Regions from separate parts of the Homo sapiens genome. Here region 2 is linked to region 1. The links are chromatin loops, found by intact Hi-C in ENCODE. Cell type or tissue: CD14-positive monocyte. All regions are shown on one strand. Each heading gives the region's core, and the rest is flanking DNA. Links, peaks and the distances in the headings are about the cores only.

The links. Peaks named below come from ENCODE experiments on the same cell type or tissue, not always from the same donor. Only the 100,000 strongest peaks of a DNase experiment are listed, where the experiment ranks them.
Region 2: a loop joins it to region 1, with 4 times the contacts of the local background. A loop is called at or near these places in 13 of 110 quality-filtered maps.

Annotation. Positions count from the first base shown.
Region 1 is chr7:5,445,237-5,456,080 of GRCh38, reverse strand. It overlaps a transcript of FBXL18 not described here. Among named protein-coding and RNA genes, the nearest start is that of LINC02983, 22 kb to the right of the region's middle. RefSeq lists enhancers at 1-376, 3,745-4,450, 9,538-10,370. In CD14-positive monocyte, for the core only: CTCF peaks have their summits at 5,008 and 5,207 (motif pointing right); DNase peaks (open chromatin) are centred at 2,910 and 5,190.
Region 2 is chr7:5,391,391-5,402,234 of GRCh38, reverse strand. TNRC18 (trinucleotide repeat containing 18) reads left to right here. Exons shown (of 30, transcript NM_001080495.3): 3 at 7,640-7,795. Among named protein-coding and RNA genes, the nearest start is that of TNRC18-AS1, 22 kb to the left of the region's middle. RefSeq lists enhancers at 310-811, 4,234-4,603. In CD14-positive monocyte, for the core only: CTCF peaks have their summits at 5,367 and 5,570 (motif pointing left); DNase peaks (open chromatin) are centred at 4,894 and 5,574; H3K4me3 peaks cover 1,973 bases; H3K27ac peaks cover 6,430 bases.

The DNA of each region.
Region 1 (10,844 bases), core at 1,199-9,198:
CGGGCCAGTGCAGAACGGAGGTTGGGTCGTTCAGGAAGCAGATGCTGAGAAGGACTGCGGAGGGCAAACGGGTTCTTGGGGTTTGAAGGAGGAGTGACACTGGGGAAGGAGCACAGAGGGAACGAAATGCGGCAGGGAGCTGTTAGACTGCGATGCTGGAGCCAGCACGGCCCATGAGAGAGTCCCGCATGGGGCAGAGATGGCCAGGTCTCGCCCGCTCATTGGCTGGGGTCATATGGAGAAGAGTGTGATCTTGCTGAAGGACCAAACTCTCTCCTGGCGCCATGGAAGTGGTGTGTGTGTGTGTGTGTGTGTGTTTGTGTGTGTGTAGTGGGGGTGGGGGGGAGGCACCATCTAGGGACATCCAAAAAGTTCTGTTTCCCACTTCCCCGAATTCACAGCCTGGGTTTGAGCCCCCCTGCGGGGAAGTGGATGGTCAGCAATCCCGGAGGATCTTCTCAGGACCGACTTGGCGCCATGGGAATGCAAACCCATAATAGGAGCCCATTCCCACCGAGGGGATGGCACTGTCCTGTGGGGAATCAGGGAGGACAGGAGGGGCTGGGCTTGTGGAATTGCTTCTGACGCCAGTGAAGCCAGTGGCGAGCAAGGAGACTAAGGTAGTGCTCCCACGAGAGTGCTCCTTGATGCTACTCCCCAGATAGGCTCCCCAAGAGTACTCCCTAGAGTACTTCCCTGAGGGTGCTCCCCAAGTATGTGGCCTGAGAATGTTCAAGTATGTGCCCTGAGTGCTCCTTGAGAGTGCTACCCAAGCATATGCCCGAGAATACTCCCTGCAGGTGCTCCCGATACTGCTCCCCAGATATGTTCCCCCCCAAGAGTGCTCCCCAGATATGCTCCCAAAGAGTACTCCTTGGAGTGCTCCTCTGAGAGTGCTCTCAAGATAATCCCCAAGAGTCCTCCCCAGTAGTGCCAGGGTTGCTCCCTGAGCAAGAGGATAGGAAGCCAGCCTCGAGTTTGCTGATGAGGCTAACCTCACAGCAAACTCCTAAAGTGACGGCGTGGAAGGTGGCACTCGGAGTGCCAGTGTGACTGGGATCACTCTTAGAGCACCACCCTCCAGGCTCTGGTTTCCCCAACTGTAGGGGTGAGGGCGGCATTGGTAAGCAAACTCTACCCTTTAGGATTCGAGAGATAGAAAATCCCAAACAACAGCGGCTTAGCCAAGCAGCGCGTCCTCTCTCACTGGCAGCTCGGGTGGCCATCTGCGCTGATGGGCAGTGGGGGAGGCGTCTTATGCCCTGGGGACGCCTTCTCCTCCGTGAGTCCCCACTCTGCAACCTGGGTGCTGATGGGGCCCTGCAGGCTGGAGGGTGTCCCTGTCCTCGGCTCCCAGGCTCTGTTGCTCCCTCGCTGTGTGCCCTGGGGCAGCTTCCTGAACCTCTCTGAGCCTCACTCAGGGCCCCATCTGTAAAATGAGGTTCTTTCTTTTCACTCATTGAGGAACTCATTTCTTTCCTCCTGCTTCTCAGAAATCAGTCTGGATGGGTAACAAGACATCAAACTGATACTAATCCAGTGGCCTCTGGAGTGGATGCACAAGATCATTTACTCACGTGAGAAAAAAAAAATAACACTTTCTTTTTAAGTTATTCTTTTCTATAAAATAAGAATAAAACAGCCGAGGCAGGAGGATCACTTGTGGCCAGGAAGAGTTCAAGACCAGCCAGGGCAACATAGTGAGACCCCATCTCTACAATAATCAGAAATCTTAAAAAATTAGCCGGATGTGGCTCGGCACCGTGGCTCACACCAGTAATCCCAGCACTTTGGGAGGCGGAGGCAGGTGGATCATGAGGTCAGGAGTTCGAGACCAGCCTGGCCAACACGGTGAAACCCCATCTTTAATAGTAATACAAAAATTAGCCAGGTTTGGTGGCAGGCACCTGTAATCCCAGCTACTCAGGAGGCTGAGGCAGGAGAATCGCTTGAACCTGGAAGGCAGAGGTTGCAGTGAGCTGAGATTGTGCCACTGCACTCCAGCCTGGGCAAAAGAGCAAAACTCCGTCTCAAAAAAAATAAATAAATAAATAAATTAGCCGGGTGTAGTGGTGCATGCCTGCAGTCCCAGCTACTTGGGAGGCTGAGGCAGAAGGATCGCTTGAGCCCAGGAAGTGGAGGCTGCAGTGAATCATGATTGTGCCACTGTTCTCCAGCCTGGGTGACAAAGCAAGACTCTCAAACCAAACAAACAAAAACTTTGCAGGCCAGTAGCAGTGGCTCATGCCTGTAATCCCAGCACTTTGGAGGCTGAGGCAGGAGGATCACTTGAGCTCGAGTTCAAGACTAGCCTGGGCAACACAGTGAGACCCTCTCTCTAAAAAACAACCAACCAACCAACCAAACTTTGCTAACATTGAATGTACAGATTTGCCTGACTTGTGCTGGTAGGGATCTGGAGCAATCACATTTATCTGAGGCCCCGGCTGTATGGCTCTGTGCAAGCTGCCCCTTTCCTGAGGCCTCAGTTTCCCCCTCCTCCTTTGGGAGGAGACACAGAACAGTCCATGAGATGCTTGGAACAGTGCCTAGAAGGGAGCCGCCGAAAGTCGTAGCTGTCCCTGTCCCATGGGAGAGGTGGATCCTCCCAGGGGAGGAGGGCCGGCCCGAGGTGCTCTGCTCACCCTTTGACTTCGTGTTTGGGACACTCGGAGGCTGGCGTGCGGCCGAATAAGTGGATCTATAGATTAACAAAACTAATCCTAATGAGATGGGTGTATGGCTTAAGAAGATTCTTGCTAAAAAAAAAAAAAACAAAACCTTCCCCCCACGCAAACCCACAAAATCCATCTCAGATTAGAGAGGAATGGTGCAAGCCTCTTGCTCCTTGGAACCCGAGGAGACAGTGGGGGTGACAGTGACGTCATCACATGCTGGCCTGTTGCTATTGGCTGGATGGCCAAGAAGTACCACCCAGTGACCCCCAGCAGGAAGAGGCCCAAATCCATGACATCATCCAGAAGATCCTTTCAAAAAGGGATTTGTCCCCAGTGCCCTTCACAGTCACTGCTGGGAGGAAGAGAGGGGTTTAGAGATGTTTCTTGGCTGGGCACGGTGGTTCACACCTGTAATCCCAGCACTTAGGGAGCCCAAGGCTGGAGGATCACTGGAGCCCAGGAGTTGAAGACCAGCCTGGGCAACACAGCAAGACTCTGTCTCTATATAAAAGAAAATTTTAAAAATAAAGAGAGAGAGAGATGGAGAGACAGAGACAGACAAATAGGCAGAGACAGAGAGAGAGGCAGATGGAGACAGAGATAGCAAGGCAGAGACAGAGATCGAGACAGACTGAGACAGAGATAGAGAGACAAACAAGACAGAGACAGATGGAACTGACAGATTAACCGGAGCGGGGAGAGGAGGCGGGAGGGCCGGGAAGCTGAGCCTGGCGGGCAGGACCTGGAGGCTGACCAGGCCTGGGGCCTCCCCGGGCTGATGCGTGGCCACTATTTCCAAGGCGTGGCCAGACTGGCCCAAGCTCCCCTGATGTTCCGGCCTCTCTGGGCAGAGCGGGGCGGGGCAGGGCACTCAGTGTGCCCTCTGTGTGGGGACAGGGTGGGTCTGCACCTTGGAGGGGAGGAGAGGGGGGCAGGTTCCAGCCCTCTTTCCCCCATGGGGTCAGCTGAGGTTTGGGGATTTCAGGGACATTCCAGGTGCGGGTGCAGCAGCTGCCACCAGACTGCGGGGTGTGGGGCCAGGGACAGGCATAGACCAGGCCCCCAGGAGCGGCTGGGCTCTGAGCCGTCCCTAGGGTGTGGTGGGCATCAGGGGCAGGGCTGGCCACCCCCTCGGCCCCTGCAGTGTGGCCAGGCATTGCCAAGCCATGGGGTCAAGTGTGCCCACCCGCTCCAGTGCAGATGGGGAGACTGAGGCCCCGAGAGGTGGTGGCCAGCCCAGGACCACAGGCCACCCTGGGGCAGGCAGGAGGACCAAGGCTCTGTCTCTTGAGCTCGGCCTCTCCACACAGCCTCCCTCCAGGTGGTTCAACGTCCATGACCAGCCCCCGTCACTCGAGGAGCCACTTGGGGGTCTCCAGGGAGGTCCCTTAAGCCCTCTCCTGTGCACTGCGTCCCTGGCTGTGCCACGCTGGGTACGTGGGCTCAGGTTGTGCCCCAGGACTGCCTCTGGGCAAAGTGGTGGCCCAGCTGCTCCCTGCAGACCCTGGGAGGAGGGGAGAGTGGGGATGGGGAGGACCCTCCTGGGGTGGGACTGGGGCCTGGAGTGGGAGGGTCAAGAGGATCAGGGCAGCAGACACCTCCTAGGTCGGCCCTGGGCTCAGCCCTGGACACGTGGGGATCCTGAAATCATGGCAGCACCACGGAGGAGGCCTGGCTGGGATGGGACAGTCCCCAGGCCATGACAGTGTGAGGAACACAGAGCAGGGTTTGGGGAGGTCACAGCCGGCGGAATGTTCTGGAAGGCTTGGCTGAATCACTGTTAGCAAGACTGAGGAAGCTGGAAAAAGCATTCTGGGGAGGGAGCCGCAGGTGCAGAGCCCCCGGGTGGGAACCGCAGGGCCGTTTATGGGGCTGGCAGTGCAGCTTGGTGGGACCTGCGCCTCTCCCTGAGGCACAGCGCGGGCAGGACAGGTGTCTGTGTGTCTGCGAAAGCCTGCTGAGTCTGTGGGGGCCACAGAGAAGCTGGGGATGGGGCTGAGCTGTGACAGCGCCAAGGTGACAGGTGACTGTCCGGGTGACGGGAGATAGGCTCCGTTCAGGGCATGGTGAAGGACTTGGGGTGAAGTGGACACAGGCCAGGGGGACTGAGCAGAGGGACCCAGAGGAGCTGGAGGGGGGTGGCGGGAGGTGGGGCCCCTCTGAGCTGAGGCCTGGGGCCCCACACAGTGGGGGTGGAGTCGTTGTGTCTGAGATGGGAACCTTGAAGGCCTGCGGGGAGGTGATGTCTCAGCTGGAGTCACTGACTGGGGGCTGGGTGAGAACTCCAAGCTCTCGGAGCCGTTGGACAGGAGAAGGGGAGAGAGTAGGAGGGGACCTAAGCCGGGCACAGGAGTTTCCTGGGGCTGAGAGTTTCCCATGAGGAAAGAAGATGGTGGGTCAGGCGGGTGTGCTCCGCCCCCAGTGCCTCCACACCCCCCACCCTCCAGCCTGGGTGAACCCACCCATCCCAGCCTTGCTGGGGGCTGAGAGGCCCAGCCTGGGTTGCTATGGTGATGGGATGCGTGGCCAGCAGGTGTCACCAGAGCCTGCAGAATCTGGAAGGAGCAGGCGCGGACTGGTGGGGGGCGCCTGTGGGACCCTCTCCTGGGGCCCCCTCCAGCCAGACCAGGCCCAGAGAGGTGCCCTCAGAGCCACCTAGGCCAGGAGCCGGAGACACAGCCCCGCCATTGGGGACACAGCCCAGGACAGCAAGGAGCTCTGGTTGGGATCACGGGAGGGGGATGTTGGCTCAGGGGGAACCCTGTGAGGAGTTTCCAGTCGGCAGGCCTGTGAGAAGCCGGTTCTACCACCGTGGGATCCTGGGCCTCATTTTCCCCGTCTGTAAAATTGTGCCCAGGCCTTGCCCAGAGCAGGGAACCAGTAAGACTTAGAAGTGGCCAGGTGCAGTGGCTCATGCCTATAAACCCAACCTTTTATTTTGTTTTATTTTTTTGAGACGGAGGCTCGCTCTGTCGCCCAGGCTAGAGTACAGTGGCACGATCTTGGCTCACTGCAACCTCCGCCTCCCAGGTTCAAGCAATTCTCCTACCTCAGCCTCCCGAGTAGCTGGGATTACAGGCGCACACCACCATGCCTGGCTATTTTTTGTATTTTTAGTAGAGACAGGGTTTCACCATGTTGGCCAGGCTGGCCCCAAACTCCTGACCTCAAGTGATCTGCCTGCCTTGGCCTCCCAAAGTGCTGGGATTACAGGCGTGAGCCACCGTGCCTCGCCTAAACCCAGCTTTTTGGGAGGCCAAGGTGGGAAGACTGCTTGAGGCCAGGAGTTCAGGACTAGCCTGTGCAACATAGCCAGACTCTATCTCTAGAAAAAATTTAAAAATTAGCTGGGGATGGTGGTGCACATCTGCAGTCCCAGATACCTGGGAGGCTGAGGCAGAAGGTTGCTTCAGGCCAGGAGTTCAAGACCAGCCTGGGCAACATAGCCAGACTCTGTCTCTAGAAAAAATTTAAAAATTAGCCAGGTGTGGTGACGCACGCTTTCGATCCCAGCTACTTGCGAGGCTGAGGCAGGAGGATTGCCTGAATCTAGGAGTTTGAGGCTGCAGTGAGCTGTGATCGCGCCACTGCACTCCAGCCTGGGTGACAGAGCAAGACCCTCTCTCTAAAAAAAAAAAAAAAAAAAAAAGGAACTTCAAAGTATCTCTGGATCAGAAGCCACTTTGACCCAGGAAGCAAGGCACACGCACATGCACACGCCTTTGCACACACGTGTCCGCGGCGTATACAGAGGCACAAGTCTGAATTTCACTGCATTTCACTTCTTGGTTTGAATCTCCTGACAGGGCCTCTGAGGTCAGAGCCCCAGGCCTAGAACACGAATTCCACTGTCTAGAACCATCTACTGAGGCCCCAGGGAGGAAGCTTGGGCCAGGCAGGTCCTGGCTTTTAAAAAATTTGTATATATATACATATATACACACGTATATATATACACGTATATATATACACGTATATATATACACACGTATATATATACACGTATATATATACACACGTATATATATACACGTATATATATACACACGTATATATATACACGTATATATATACACACGTATATATATACACGTATATATATACACACGTATATATATACACGTATATATATACACACGTATATATATACACGTATATATATACACACGTATATATATATACGTGTGTATATATATGTACTTTTTTTTTTTTTTTGGCAGAGACAGAGGTCTCACCATGTTGGTCTTGAACTCCTGGCTTCAAGCGATCCTCCTGCCTCTGTCTCTCTAAGTGCTGGGATCACAGGTGTGAGCCACCGTGCCCAGTCCTGGCTTTACTGCTCCTGCTACGCACCCCTCTCTGAGCCTCAGAGGGGTCCCTGGCCTTGACATCTCCCCCCGGCTGGGCCATAGGACAAGGCCTGGTGACTGATGAATGAGGAAACTAGGTGGGGCCTCTGGAGAATGATGGAGGGCACGGTGGCTGGCGAGCAATTCCACCCTGGAATTAGGTGAATCTGCGGGCTCCCTCTAGCCCAGTCTCCCTCCCCTCCCCAGCCTTCCCCTCCTCTCCTCCCAGGAATGCTGCCAATGCTAGGGATATGCCGAGGCCTGCTCTTCTCCTAAATGAAGTCTCCGCTGCCGGCATTAGCTTACTTTCTGCAGAAAGCAAATTAAAGGGGCTGCTGAGGAAGGTATTTGGATCCTTGGGGCCGCTCCCAGAGTCCTTGCACCTGTCCAGGGGTGGATCTGGCCTGGGGGGCCACCATGGTTCCAGGGCCCCAGTCCCAGGCCCCTTCCTGGAATTCCCCTTCCCAACCCCTGCTCCTGCACGTCCAGCTTTCTTTTCAAAGTCTCGCCGGCCAAAGTGGGGAGGGGGGACTTGCCTGCTTCGTGCCTGGGGCCCTAGCATCAAAATGGCCAGTCGCCTGTCCCTCTGCGGGCTGTTTTGGCCTCTCAAGGTTACAGACCGTGTCTTTAAGTCTCACTGTATATTTTTTCTGATTATAAAAGCAATCAATTTTACCATAGAAATGTCAGGAAATAAGGCTGGGGGTGGTGGCTCATGCCTGTAATCCCCAAGATTTGGGAGGCTGAGGAGGATCACTGGAGGCCAGGAGTTCAAGATCAGCCTGGGCAACAGAGTGAGACCCCATCTGTACAAAAAATACAAAAATTGGCCAAGCATGGTGATGCATGCCTGTCGTCCCAGCTACTTTGGAGGCTGAGGCAGGATCACTTGAGCCCAGTAGTTGGAGGCTGTGGTGAGCTATGATGGCGCCCTGCACTCCAGCCTGAACAAGAGTGAGACCCTGTCTACAAAAGAAAAAAGGCAGTGCCTGCGTCTACCCCCTGCCTCTCTTCGGTCCATTTTTCTCCCTTTGTCTTAGGAGTCTGAGGCTCTGGCCCACCCCTCCCCACCTTCAGTGTGTTTCCTTCCACGGGGTGAGGTACAAAGAGGGAGGGCTGGGGTCAGGGCTGGGCACAGGGCGGGATGAGGTGGGTGAGGGTACCCGTGAGCTTCTCGCCAGGTCTCCTGCCCCACCCACAACTCCCCCAGCCGCTGAGGAGCCCCCAGCAGAGCTGGGGTTGAAGAGGCAGCTTGTCCCCCGACCTTCAGGAATGGCAGCCTGCAGCAACTGGAACAAGGCCCCACCGTAAAGCTCTGTGTGTCCCAGGTAAGGCTGAGAGAGAGAAAAAAGACCCCGACAGCTTTTGTCTGTTTCCTGGCAGGGATGGGGTTCTAAGCTCTCTTTGTCTAGCTGGGGAAGTGGCTTGTAGACCAGGTCAAGGGACAGAAAGCACGAATTCATCCATCCATTAGCCTATCTGTCTGTCTGTTTATCTATCTATCTATCTATCTATCTATCTATCCATCCATCCATTCACCCATCCACCCACTCTTCCGTTCACCTACCCACCCACCCACCCACCTGTCCATCCATCTACCCACCCATCCACCTATCCATTCACTCATCTATCCACTTCTCCATCCATCCATCCATCCATCCATCCACACACTCATCCATCCATCCATCCATCCACTCACCCATCTACTCATTCACCCACCGATCCACCTACCCACCCACCCACCCATCCACCCATCTACTCATCCATCCAAACACCCAATGTGGTAGCGTGTGCCTGTGGTCCCAGCTACTCAGGAGGCTGAGGTGGGAGAATCGCTTGAGCCCGGGAGTTTGAGGCTGCAGTGAGCTATGATTGTGCCACTGGACTCCAGCCTCAGTGACAGAGCAAGAGCCTGTCCCTTAAAAACTAAAAGAAAGTGGCAGTTTTGGAGAGCAAATGCAGCCAGGCCAGTGGCTGGAGAGGCCCCAAGTGGTACTAGAGCAGGTGGCTGTGGGATTGGGTGTTCTGTGTGGGCCTCCCTTGGCCATTCCTGGTCAGCAGTGGTTCGTGAGTTCTGGGCCACCAACCCTCCCTGTATCCTCTTTAGCAAAGTGGAGGGGCCTACAGGGTCACCAGCCCCCTGGGATATGCTGAGGGGGCAACTCTGGGCCAGGAACCCCTCACTGGGTGGGCACGCAGGGCAGGTGCCCTGGAGACCTGTCCCCCAGAATAGCCCCCTGGTATGCCCCTTCCTGGCCAGGCCCCGTTGGGTAAAGGGGGGCATGGTGGAGAAGGTGGGAGGGAATCAGGAAGGACCCCACCTCGGAGCACCAAGTCCTGTCCACCCGGCCCCACCACACTTTGATCTCAGAGCCCCCAGGGGTGGGAAGGAACCCATTTTCAGAATCCATTTCCTCCCTGTCAGTTACAGGGAAATCAGAAGAGAGAGACAATGCCAGAAAAAAACAAACAAAACAAAACAGAAAACCCTCCACAAACCATTAAAACATCCCCTCTCCCCGGCACTCCACCCTGGCCTCAGCATTGTTTTCCAGAGATTTCTTGGGTGAGAAGAATGAAATTCAGTTCAAAGAAATGTTTATGGAAAACAGTGTCCAGTGTCCAGTGCTGGCGGGGCAGTGGGGTCCTCTCCTGGGAGGAGCCTCGGCCTGTCGGGGGGACGGCTCTGAGAGTCCCCTCCTGTGTCCCCCATGGGGTGGGGCGCTGCAGGGAGCACTGCAGGTCGAGGGAGCAACGCTCAAGGTCAGTGCCCAGCAAGCTGAGGTAGGAGGCTCCGGGTATCCAAGAGCAGCCAGACCTCCTAGGGAGATGGGCGGGTGGCCACAGCCTAGGTTGCTTCTAATGACAGGAGTTTGCTCTTGCACAGTGCTGGAGGCCAGCAGTCCGAACTCAAGGTGTGGGCAGGGCTGGCTGCTTCTGGAGGCCGTCGGGGAGGCTCCGTTCCAGCCCTCCCTGCAGCTTCCCGAGGCTCCAGAAATCCTCGGTGTTCCCAGGCCTGTAGCTGCATCGCTCCCATCTGTCTCCGTCGTCACATGGCCTTCTCTGTGCCTGTGTCCCCTCCTTTTCTTTTCTTTTTTCTTTGTTTTTTTTTTGAGATGGAGTTTCTCTCTGTCACCTAGGCTGGAGTGCAATGGAATGATCTCAGCTCACTGCAACCTCCACCTCCCAGGTTCAAGTGATTCTCCTGCCTCAGCCTCCCGAGTAGCTGGGACTACAGGCACCCGCCACCACGCCTGGCTAATTTTTTGTGTTTTTAGTAGAGACGGGGTTTCACCATGTTAGCCAGGATGGTCTCGATCTCCTGACCTCATGATCCGCCCGCCTTGGCCTCCCAAAGCGGTGGGATTACAGGTGTGAACCAGCCCGCCCGGCGCCCCTCCTTTTCTTGGAAGGACACCGGTCACTGGATTTAGGGCCCATCCTAAGCCCAGGATGATCTCCTCTTGAGATACTTAACCAATGACACCTGCAAAGATCCTGTTTCCAAATAAGGTCACATTCTGAGGTCACAGGTGGACAGGAAGTTTTGGGGGAACATCATCCAACCCCCTGCAATGGGAAAATTGACATGCAACTATTTGTTGTTGTTGTTGTTGTTTTTGTTTTGAGAAGGAGTCTCCCTCTGTTGCTCTGTCGCCCAGGCTGGAGTGCAATGGCACAATCTCGGCTCACTGAAGCCTCCATCTCCCGGGTTCAAGAGATTCTCCTGCCTCAGCCTCCCGAGTAGCTGGGACTAAAGGTGTCTGCCATCACGCCTGGGTAATTTTTGTTTTTGTTTTTTGAGATGGAACCTCGC
Region 2 (10,844 bases), core at 1,589-9,588, 54 kb after region 1:
GGATGGGGTCTTGCTCTGTTGCCCAGGCTGTTCTTTTTTTTTTTTTTTTTTTTTTTGAGACAGAGTCTCGCTGTGTTGCCCAGGCTGGAGTACAGTGGCATGATCTCAGCTCACGGCATGCTCCGCCTCCCGGGTTCATGCCGTTCTCCTGCCTCAGCCTCCGGAGTAGCTGGGACTACAGGGGCCCGCCACCACGCCCAGCTAATTTTTTCTTTTTGTTTTTAGTAGAGACGGGGTTTCACCGTGTTAGCCAGGATGGTCTTGATCTGCTGACCTTGTGAGCTGCCCGCCTCGGCCTCCCAAAGTGCTGGGATTACAGGTGTGAGCCACCACGCCCGGCCAACCAGGCCGTTCTTAAGCTCCCGGCGGTCCTCCCACTTTGGCCTTCCAAAGTGTTGAGATTACAGGCATGAGCCACTGTGCCCAGTTCCTACCGTAAATACTACTTGAGTACCTCCGATGTGCAGCATAGGACTAGGAATAAAAAATAACTCGTAGCATACCTAGTAATGCTGGGGTGAGCAGTCTAGCCAAATGTGGCCCACGTCTTGTTTTTGTAAATAAAGTTTTATTGGTACAGAGCAACGCCCAATCGTTTACTGTCTGGGTGCTTTCCTGGCAACAGGCAGCAGACACCCTTTCAAAGAAAAGCTTGCTGTCTTCAGTGGGCAGAGACAATAAGGAACTAACACCTGTGATAACAGGTGATAAGCAGTGGAGAAAAACATTTCAGGAAAGGGCGTGGCAGGGTAAGTTGCAATGTGAAAAAGGACAGGGAAGGCTGAGCTGTAAGAGAAGGGAGTGAAGGAGTTAGGGTATAGACAGGCGGGAGTGTGCAGGGTCTTCCCTGTATATCTGGAGGGAGGACCTGATTCAGGGCGAGGGGCAGAGGTGGGCCGGAGCTACTCTGGACTAGCCCATTGGCAGTGACAAAGCCTTCTGGTTCTTTGCTGTTTAAGGAACTTATATCCCTATCATGATCACATGCAGCCCCCCCGCCCCCCCCCGACTCGAACCAGGGAGGACTTCAGGTGCCCACCATACAGTTTCTAGAAGGGTCCCCAGCAACTACTGTTGCAGAGGGAAGATTGCATTGGTGGGCCAGACATGGTGGGTGAGTCACTCGGCCTCCCAAAGCATTGGGATTACAGGCGTGAGCCACCGCACCTGGCCTTAGTTTTAATTTTTAATAAATTTTTTTTGAGACAGGGTCTTGCTCTGTCTCCCAGGCTGCACGAAATCTCAGCTCACTGCAGCCTCAGCCTCCTGTGCTCGAGCAATCCTCCCACCTCAGCTTCCAGGGTAGCTGGGTTACAGGCGTGCACCACCACACCCGGTTAATTTTTTTGTATTTTTTTGTAGAGATAAGAGTCTCTATCAGCCCAGGCTGGTCTTGAACTCCTGGGCTGAAGTGATCTGCTGCCCACCTTGACCTCTGGTAGTGCTGAGATTAAAGGTGTGAGCCACCACGCCAGGCTACAGCTTGCATTTTTTTCATGGAGGTGAAATTCACGTGGCATACAATTAACCATTTGAAATGTGTATACTTTAGTGGTGTTTGGTGTATTCATCCTGTGTAATCACCAGCTATCTATGGTTTCAAAATTGAATATTTATTTATTTGAGAGAGAGTCTCACTCTGTCGCCCAGGCTGGAGTGCAGTGGCGTGATCTCGGCTCACTGCACCTTCCACCTCCTAGGTTCAAGTGATTCTCCTTCCTAAAAACCTCCCGAGTAGCTGGGACTATAGGGACACGACACCATGCCCGGCTAATTTTTGTATTTTAAATAGAGACGGAGTTTCACCATGTTGGTCAGGCTGGTCTAGAACCCCTGACCTCAGGTGATCCGCCCGCCTCTGCCTCCCAAAGTGCTGTGATTACAGGCATGAGCCACCACTCCCAGCTCTGAATTTTTGTTTTAAGCAAGGACAAATGGCATTTGGCTAGAAGCAGACACGGACTCTGACCTTGTAGTAGGTGCTTTTAGCTTCTCTGAGCTCCAGGGTTTGTAACCATAAATAATAACAATAATCATAGACCAGGCTCAATGGCTCAGGTCTGTCATCCCAGCACTTTGGGAGGCCGAGGTGGGAGGATCGCTTGAGCCCAGGAATTCTAGACCCCAGACTTCGCAACATAGTGAGATCCTGACTCTACGAAAAAGAAAAAATAAAAATGAGCTGTACATGGTGGTGCACACCTGCAGTCCCAGCTACTCAGGAGGCAAAGGTGGGGCGATTGCTTGAGCCCGGGAGGTTGAGGCTGCAGTGAGTCATGATCGCACCACCTCAGCTCCCCAGGTAGCTGGGACTATAGGCGCCTGCCACCACGCCCAGCTAATTTTTGTATTTATAGTAGAGACGGGGCGGGGGCGGGGGGTGGTTTTCGCCATGTTGGCCAGGCTGGTCTCGAACTCCTGACCTCAAGTGATCCACGATCCACCCGCCTAGGCCTCCCAAAGTGCTGGTATTATAGGTGTGAGCCATCGTGCCGGCTGTGTGTTTTAGGTTTTTTTGTTTTTGTTTTTGAGACACAGTGTCGCACTGTTGCCCAGGCTGGAGTGCAGTGGCGCGATCTTGGCTCACTGCAGCCTCTGCCTCCTGGGTTCAAGCAATTCCCCTGCCTCAGCCTCCTGAGTAGCTGGGATTACAGTTGTGTGCCACCACGCCCGGCTAATTTTGTATTATTGGTAGAGATGGGGTTTTACCATGTCTGCCAGGCTGAACTCCTGGCCTCAAGTGATCTGCCCGCCTCGTCCTCCCAAAGTGCTGGGATTATAGGTGTGAGCCACTGTGCCCAGGTGTGTGTTTTAGGTTTTGACGGTCATTGGTCTTAGCTTCTAAGGTGTCGGGTGAGATAATAACTGGGGTGAGTAGGCGGCAGCCAGTTACTTGATTTGGGGAGCCAGGTCTTGAGCTCAGCCTAGGGCGAGAGGCAGGGAGACCCCCATACCGCAGGTTGGTATGAGGGATTCCAGTCAAGTCTTTCGAGAGGCCAGTGAGCTCTGGGCCTAACTCAGTGCCCCCTGGCACCCTGAGGCTTGCATCCTTCTTGGTGAAACGGGGGGATGGCAACTGCTCGGTCCTTGGGTGTGGGTGTGAGCAGTGGGTGGGGCAGGGGGGCACTGTGGGGGCTTGGAGTATAGTCTAGAGATGGAAGGAGACCAGGCAGGATGGCCTGGCATGGGCTGTGCTTCTTCGGGGTTTATTTTAGAGCCTCTTTTGTGAGTTGCGGGATGCCTTGATCCTCTCCTCACCCTAATGTGTATCTCTTTGCGTTGGCCCTGGGAACATTGGAAATCACATTTATGGCTGGACAGGGTGGCTCATGCCTGTAATCCCAGCACTTTGGGAGGCCAAGGCAGGAGGATCGCACGAGGCCAGGAGTTTGAGACCAGCCTGGGCAACATAGTAAGACCCCATCTCTACAAAAAAGAGAAAGAAAAAAATTAGTGGGGTGTGATGGTGTGTGCCTGTGGTCCCTGCTACCCAGGAGGCTGAGGCTGGAGGATTGATTGAGCTCAGGAGTTGGAGGCTGTAGTGAGCTATGATTGAGCCACTGCACTACAGCCTGGGTGAACAGAGAGAGACCCTGTCTTTAAAAAAAAGAAAAGAGGCCGGGCACGGTGGCTCATGCCTGTAATCCCAGCACTTTGGGAGGCCAAGGCAGGAGGATTGCTTGAGGCCTGCAGTTTGAGACCAGCCTGGGCAACATCGCAAGACCTCATCTCTGCAAAAAAGAAAAAGAAAAAAATTAGCTGGGTGGCCAGGCACGGTGGCTCACGCCTGTAATCCCAGCACTTTGGGAGGATGAGGCGGGTGGATCACCTGAGGTTGGGAGTTCGAGACCAGCCTGACCAACATTGAGAAACCTCATCTTTACTAAAAATACAAAATTAGCCAGGCGTCGTGGGGTATACCTGTAATCCCAGCTACTTGGGAGGCTGAGGCAGGAGAAACACTTGAACCCGGGTGGCGGAAGGTGCGGTGAGCCGAGATCGCGCCATTGCACTCCACCCTGGGCAACAAGAGCGAAACTCCCATCTCAAAAAAAAAAAAATTTTTTTTTGCTGGGCCTGATGATGTGTGCCTGTGGTCCCAGCTACCCAAGAGGCTGAGGCTGGAGGATTGATTGAGCTCAGGAGTTGGAGGCTGCAGCGAGCTATGATCGAGCCACTGCACTGCAGCCTGGGTGAATTGAACAGAGTGAGACCCTGTCTCTAAAAAAAGAAACAACACTCGTGCAATTGGGTAATCCCAAATAGAAGTATGTCCTGGGTGGCAGGTCACAGGTGGCAGGTTCCAGCCACTGTGATATGGCAGGAAGTAAGGAAGATAGTCCCCGCCCTCAAGGAGGGAACTGTCTCTCGGGGAAGACAGAGGCATGAAATCCACAAGGAGGCTGGCAGATCTGTTTCCGAGGGGTTGTGGGTGGTCACAGGTCACTTGGGGCCTGCTTGGGTCGTGTGGCTGTTGGAGGCTTCTCTGGGGCCCAGGGAGACCCGAGGTGGGAGTGAAGGAGGAGCATTCTAGGAGGCCTGGGAGTTCGTGCCTGACGGGCCAGGCGGGAAAGGGGCAGGCTCCTGACGTGACCAGGGAGAAGTTTGTTTGTTCTGGAGAGTGAGGTGAGGGGGGTGGCACGCTGGCCTCATCGCCATAGCTGAGTGGGGATTGTGTGTCCATTTTACAGAGTGGCAGACTGAGGCACTGAGAACGGCACTGCCTTGCTGGGGATGCTGGGGGTTCCCGGCTGCCCCGCCCAGCCTGGGAGGAGGGGCTTTGGGTGCCATTGAGCCCTGTGGTGGGCAGGAGCCGTTGGCTGGCATCCGGGCCTGGGTGCTGCTGGGCGGGTTTCACAAGCCCGGGCAGGGGCCGGCCTGGGCCATTAGGCTTCCGTGCAGCCTGCGGCAGGAAGAGCTGGCGGCTGATGTAAGCTCTTGCGCAAACCCTGGCTGCTGGCTTCCGGAGCCTTCTACCCACCCGCCTGCCACAGCAAGGCGGAAGCCCGGGGCTCAGCAGGGCTTGGAGGCCCTGCTGCCCCGGCTTGGGCCGCATGGATGAACTGACTGGCCACCGAGGCCCCGGGGCCCGAGGGCTTGGCGCTGGAGTCCGGTGAGGGGGCTGGGCCTGGCTGGACTGGAGTGTTGGGGGCCGGACACGGGGTGGTGGTGATGGCGTGTGGCCCGAGGGCACCCCTTGCTGCTCTGCCCACTCCTGTCTTTGGGGCCCAAGGTGGAGGCCCTGCCCTTCTTTGCCTCAGTTTCCCCACATGTACCCCAAAGAAGATGGGTTGGATATTCTGGGATCCTGTGCCCCTGGGAGGCGGTCAGTGAGCACTTGTATACAGGCCCTTTATTGGGGAGAAGGGAGGCACTGGGGACTCAGAGGCTGGACTGGGATCTGTGAGCTCCCACAGGCTGGACCGGGGCCATCTAGGAGCCCACATCTCCTGCAAAGCCACATAACTTATCCATGCCCCCTGTAAACAGTGCTCACAACACAGGGCCTTAAAGGAGGTAGCTCTAGGGTACACACGGAATCCCTCCGCTGGGGGCTGGCCAGTGGTAGCACCCAGCTGGAGGTGCTTTGCTGCCACCTCCTGAGGGTGTTGCTGGGAGGATTTGAAATCAGCTGCACGGTGCCTGGTGCATTCCAGCTTTTAGCGAATGGGTGCCATGGCTGGTTATTGTTATTATTTATATTTTGAGTCCAGGTCTTGTTCTGTCGCCTGGATTGGAGTGCAGTGTTGTAATTGCAGTCACAGCTCACTGCAGTCTCCCAGCTCCTGGGCTCAACCCATCCTCTCGCCTCAGCCTCCAGAGACTATAGGCGAGAGCCACCTTGCCCGGCCTGTTGTCATTATTTATCATTATATTGTTTTTTTTTGAGACGGAGTCTCACTCTGTTGCCCAGGCGGGAGTGCAGTGGCACGATCTCAGCTCACTGCAACCTCCACCTCCTGGGTTCAAGTGATTCTCCTGCCTCAGCCTCCCGAGTAGCTAAAATTACAGGTGCCTGCCACCACGCCCAGCTAATTTTTTGCATTTTTTTTTTTTTTTTTTTGAGACAGAGTCTCTCTCTGTCGCCCAGGCTGGAGTGCAGTGGAGCGATCTCGGCTCACTGCAACCTCCGCCTCCGGGCTTCAAGTGATTCTCCTGCCTCAGCCTCCCGAGTAGCTAAAATTACAGGTGCCCGCCACCACGCCCAGCTAATTTTTAGCATTTTTTTTTTTTTTTTGAGACGGAGTCTCTCTCTGTCGCCCAGGCTGGAGTGCAGTGGAGCGATCTCAGCTCACTGCAACCTCCGCCTCCCAGCTTCAAGCGATTCTCCTGCCTCAGCCTCCCGTGTAGCTGGGACTACAGGTGCCCGCCACCACATCCAGCTAATTTTTTGTATTTGTCTTTTTAGTAGGGGCGGGGTTTCACCATGTTGGTGAGGCTGGTCTCTAACTCCTGACCTTGTGATTCGCCTGCCTTGGCCTCCCAGAGTGCTGGGATTATAGGCTTGAGCCACCGTGTTCGGCCTCATTATATTGTCATTGTGGTTAAACACATGCTTCCTTCCCTATCATTCCCGAAGGGAGGCATGTTTATCTCCATTTTGTTGATGTGCAAACCGAGACCTGGTAAGGGAAGCCCCGTGCGCCAGGGCCTGCATGCTTCTCTCTGACCTGTGACCCAGAGGCCTGCCAGGGTCTTCCCTTAGAGGGGATGGCGTTTGGGGCTCGTGGGACAGAGCCCCTGGGTGGCAGCTGGGAGGCACCCTGTCCGATGTGGGCCTGGCCACGTGGGGCATGGCGGGGCTGGCTGTGGCTTCCACCCAGGCCCTGCTGATTTCCATCATGTTTCTGAGCAGCAGTCTGCCCCGTGGCCCCTATTGGCAGTGACCCCGGGGTGGGGCCTGCTGTCTGGAGGGGTTGCCCTCCACGGGGCTCCCTTAGCGGCCCCCACGCCTGCCGCTCCATTCATCACGGATTCATTCCCTAAGCCACTGTGGCTCGGTGGTGCCAGCCATGGGCTGGGGGACACCCTGCAGGGCTGCATTCTGAGTCCCTGCTTTCTGGCTGTGTGACCTGGCACTTCCCATCTCTGAGCCTCACCTTCTTTTTCTGTGAAATGGGCACACGGGGCTGGCTAGGGCTGCTGTGGGAGGTGATTCTCTGGCTGGAGGGTGGGTGTCCTCTCTGGGCCTGCAGAGCTCAGCATATGAGCCCCCCGCCTGTAAGTCCCCCACCGCCTTGCCCTGTGGCCTCTGGAAGTCCCAGTGCGCCACCGACTTCAGGATTCCACCTGCAGATGGGGAGAATGGTGCCGGGCCGGATCTGGGCTGGTTGGGCGGCAGGGGTGGAAGGCCCTCCTCCGAGGGTGCGGGGTGCCCAGGGCTGAGGGTCTGCTGTGGGGGGCTTCCTGCCGTATTGTGCTTTCTCAAGCCCTGGGTCTGGTTGGGTTGATCCAGGACCATCTTGCAGCCCAGGGGTGGGGCCGGAGCAGGGGAACCCTCTTTGGTCTCCTGGCCAGCATCAGCTCCACACAGCTGGGGAGAGGCGGCGGTCTCGGGGCGGTGGGTCGGGGCGGTGGGCTGGGGCGGCGGCGCCTCCCTGGTTGTCTGCCTGACGGTCCTCCCAACTTCTCTCTGCAGGCGAGGCCTTCTTGGGCAGCTTTGTGGCCAGCGGGATGGGGCCCTCGGCCTCGTCCCATGGGAGCCCAGTGCCACTGCCCTCTGACCTGTCTTTCCGCTCCCCAACCCCTAGCAACCTGCCCATGGTGCAGCTGTGGGCCGCCCACGCCCATGAAGGTAAGGAACATGCCGGGGTCGGGGCTGAGGGCTGCTGGGCTGACGTCCCAGCCACTCTGGCCACTTCATGTGCCCCTCTGTTGTCATCGCTGAGCTGGGGCTGGTGGGTCCCAGGTCACCTGGCTTCCCTGTTGTTTCTCAAACGCTCAGGGCTTCTTCTTGTCACTGTCACAGGGCATTTGTATGAGCTGTTTCCTCTCCTTTCAGCCTGACACCCCATGCCACAGACCACCTTCCAGTCCTCCTCCGGCTCAGCTCAGAGACCCCCTCTTCCGCACCCACTTCCATCACTTGCTTGTGACGACAGATTATCTCATCATTCATGAACTACCCGCTTTCCCACCGGAGTGAGCCCTGAGTTCAGGGCCTAGTGTGATCTACTCAGCACTGTATCCCTGGTACACAGTAGGCTCATTAATAATTACAGGAGCAGGCCGGGCATGGTGGCTCACAGCTGTAATCCCAACAGTTTGGGAGGTGGAGGTGGGAAGATCACCTGAGGGCAGGAGTTCGAGACCAGCCTGGGCAACATAGCAAGACCCCATCTCCACAAAAAAAATTTCCCAGAGCGGGGGGACCTGGGGCTGTTGGGGCCTTTTCTTCTGCATTTCTGCAGCCATGCCCCTCAATGTAGGGGCTCTGCAGGCCTGGCTTCCCCGGGGTCGTGAGCAGATTCTGGATTTCTCTAGAGCCTCACTTTGATTTTCTGCCTGCAAAGGAATGGGCCTGCAGACCTCCAAGCTCCTCTGTCTTCTCTGGCTTTGACAGGTTCTGGATGTTGGGCGCTAGGTACTTCCTTCTCCCTCCTCCCTCCTTCCTCCTTCCTCCTCCCAGGTGTCCTGTAGGTGCTCGTGGTTCCTGGAAGGTTGCAGCCCTGGAGCTCCTGCTGCAGGCTTAGGGCTCTTCCGGCCCTCCCCAGCCACTCTCCCTCCACTTCCTCCTGCGGGGCCAGGTCTGACCGTCATCCCGAATCCTGCGGCTGCTGTGTTCAGCCCAGGAGGAGACAGGTTCAGCCAGAGGCGTCTCTAGTCACAGGACCCCATCCAGTCCTTACAGTACTTTGCCCATTGTACAGATGAGGTCAGCGAGTCTGCTCTTCCTGGACACTCTGGGGAAGGCATCTGAATCCAGGCACGAGGGTGCCCAGCCTGCACAGAGTGGGCCTTCTAGGCTGGGGTCGCACCTGAGCCTCCCACTTTAACCAGCCAAGGCAGATGCCAGAGGGTCTGGATGAGGAGAGCCTGCCTCTCGGGACTGTCTGCCACCAGCTCACTACCTCTCTGTCCCTGAGACTTTTCTCTTTGGCCAACAAATCCTAGTGATGACCACAAACACACAGGGTGCTTACCACAGCCCAGTGCACACTCAGCTCACTTCAGCCTCAGAGCCAGCCCTGCCCGGGGGAGGGACTGTTAGGCCCTTTTTTTTGAGACAGGGTCTTGCTCTGTCGCCCAGACTGGAGTGCAGTGGTGCAATCTCAGCTCACTGCAACCTCCGCCTCCCAGGCTCAAGCCATTCTCCCACCTCAGCCTCCTGAGTAGCTGCGACTACAGGTGCACACCATCACGCCCGGTTAACTACTGTATTCGTTTTTGGTGGAGTTGGGGTTTCACCATGTGTCCCAGGCTGGTCTTGAACTGCTAGGCTCAAGCGATCGTCCCACCTTGACCTCCCAAAGTGCTGGGATTACAGGCATGAGCCACTGTGCCCGGCCTATTAAGCCCATTAGGTCCATTTTACAGACGGGAGAGCAGAGACCTGATGCCTGTGTGGGAGAGCTGTTTTTTTATTGTTGGTTGTATTTTACTTATTTATTTATTTTTTGAAATGGAGTCTTGCTCTGTCGCCCAGGCTAGAGTATATAGTGGCACAATCTTGGCTCACTGCAACCTCTACCTCCCGGGTTCAAGCAATTCTCCTGCCTCAGCCTCCTGAGTAGCTGGGATTACAGGCGTGCGCCACCACGCCTGGCTAATTTTTGTATTTTTAGTACAGACAGGGCTTTACCATGTTGGTCAGGCTGATCTCGGTTCACTGCAACCTCTGCCTCCTGAGTTCAAGAGATCCTCCTGCCACAGCCTCCTGAGGAGCTGGGACTACAGGCGCCTGCTACCACACCCGTCTAATTTTTTGTATTTTTAGTAGAGATGGGGTTTCCCCATGTTGATCAGGCTGGTCTCGAACTCCTGACCTCGTGATCCACCCAACTCGGCCTCCCAAAATGCTGGGATTACAGGCATGAGCCACTGCTCCGGCTGGGAGTGCTGTTTGAATGATTGGATGAGAGAACAGGTATCGGGTAGCCCTTTTGTTTGTGGGTGTTGTCAATGGCATGATTATTGACAAGGCGGTGCTGGAGAGAAGACATCGGCCCAGTGGACCAGGGACAGGTCCTGCATCCCTGGCCTTAGCAGGGGCAGCTGGGTATGGGGTACCTGAGTCCCTGAGAGATCTCTAATTGGCCTGGGATCCCATAGGACTCTGGGCTTAGGCAGAGAATCAGGACCCTTACCCAGCACCCTAGCACCTGCCTGCCTCTTAGGGCTGTCATTCTGTGTGCCCTTTAAAAAAAAAAAACTATTTAAATTTTTTTTTTTTTTTTTTAAATAGAGATGGGGTCACACTATGTTTCCCAGGCTGGTCTCAAACTCCTGGGCTCAAGCAATCCTCCCCCATCGGCCTCCCAGAGTGCTGGGATTAAAGGTGTGAGCCACCATGCCTGGCCTCTGTGTGCTCTCTTAGGTGACTTCTCCTCTCTCCATGGCTACCCCTTCTTTCTTTGTCCTGCAAGGTCCCAATTCTGTTTATTTTTATTTTTAAAAAATTCTGAGCCGGATGTGGTGGCTCACACCTGTAATCCCAGCACTTTGGGAGGCTGAGGTGGGTGGATCACTTGAAGCCGGGAGTTCGAGACCAGCCTGATCAGCATGGTGAAACCCCATCTCTACTAAAAATACAAAATTAGCCGGGTGTGGTAGCAGGCGCCTGTAATCCCAGCTCCTCAGGAGGCTGTGGCAGGAGGATCTCTTGAACTAAGGAGGTGGAGGTT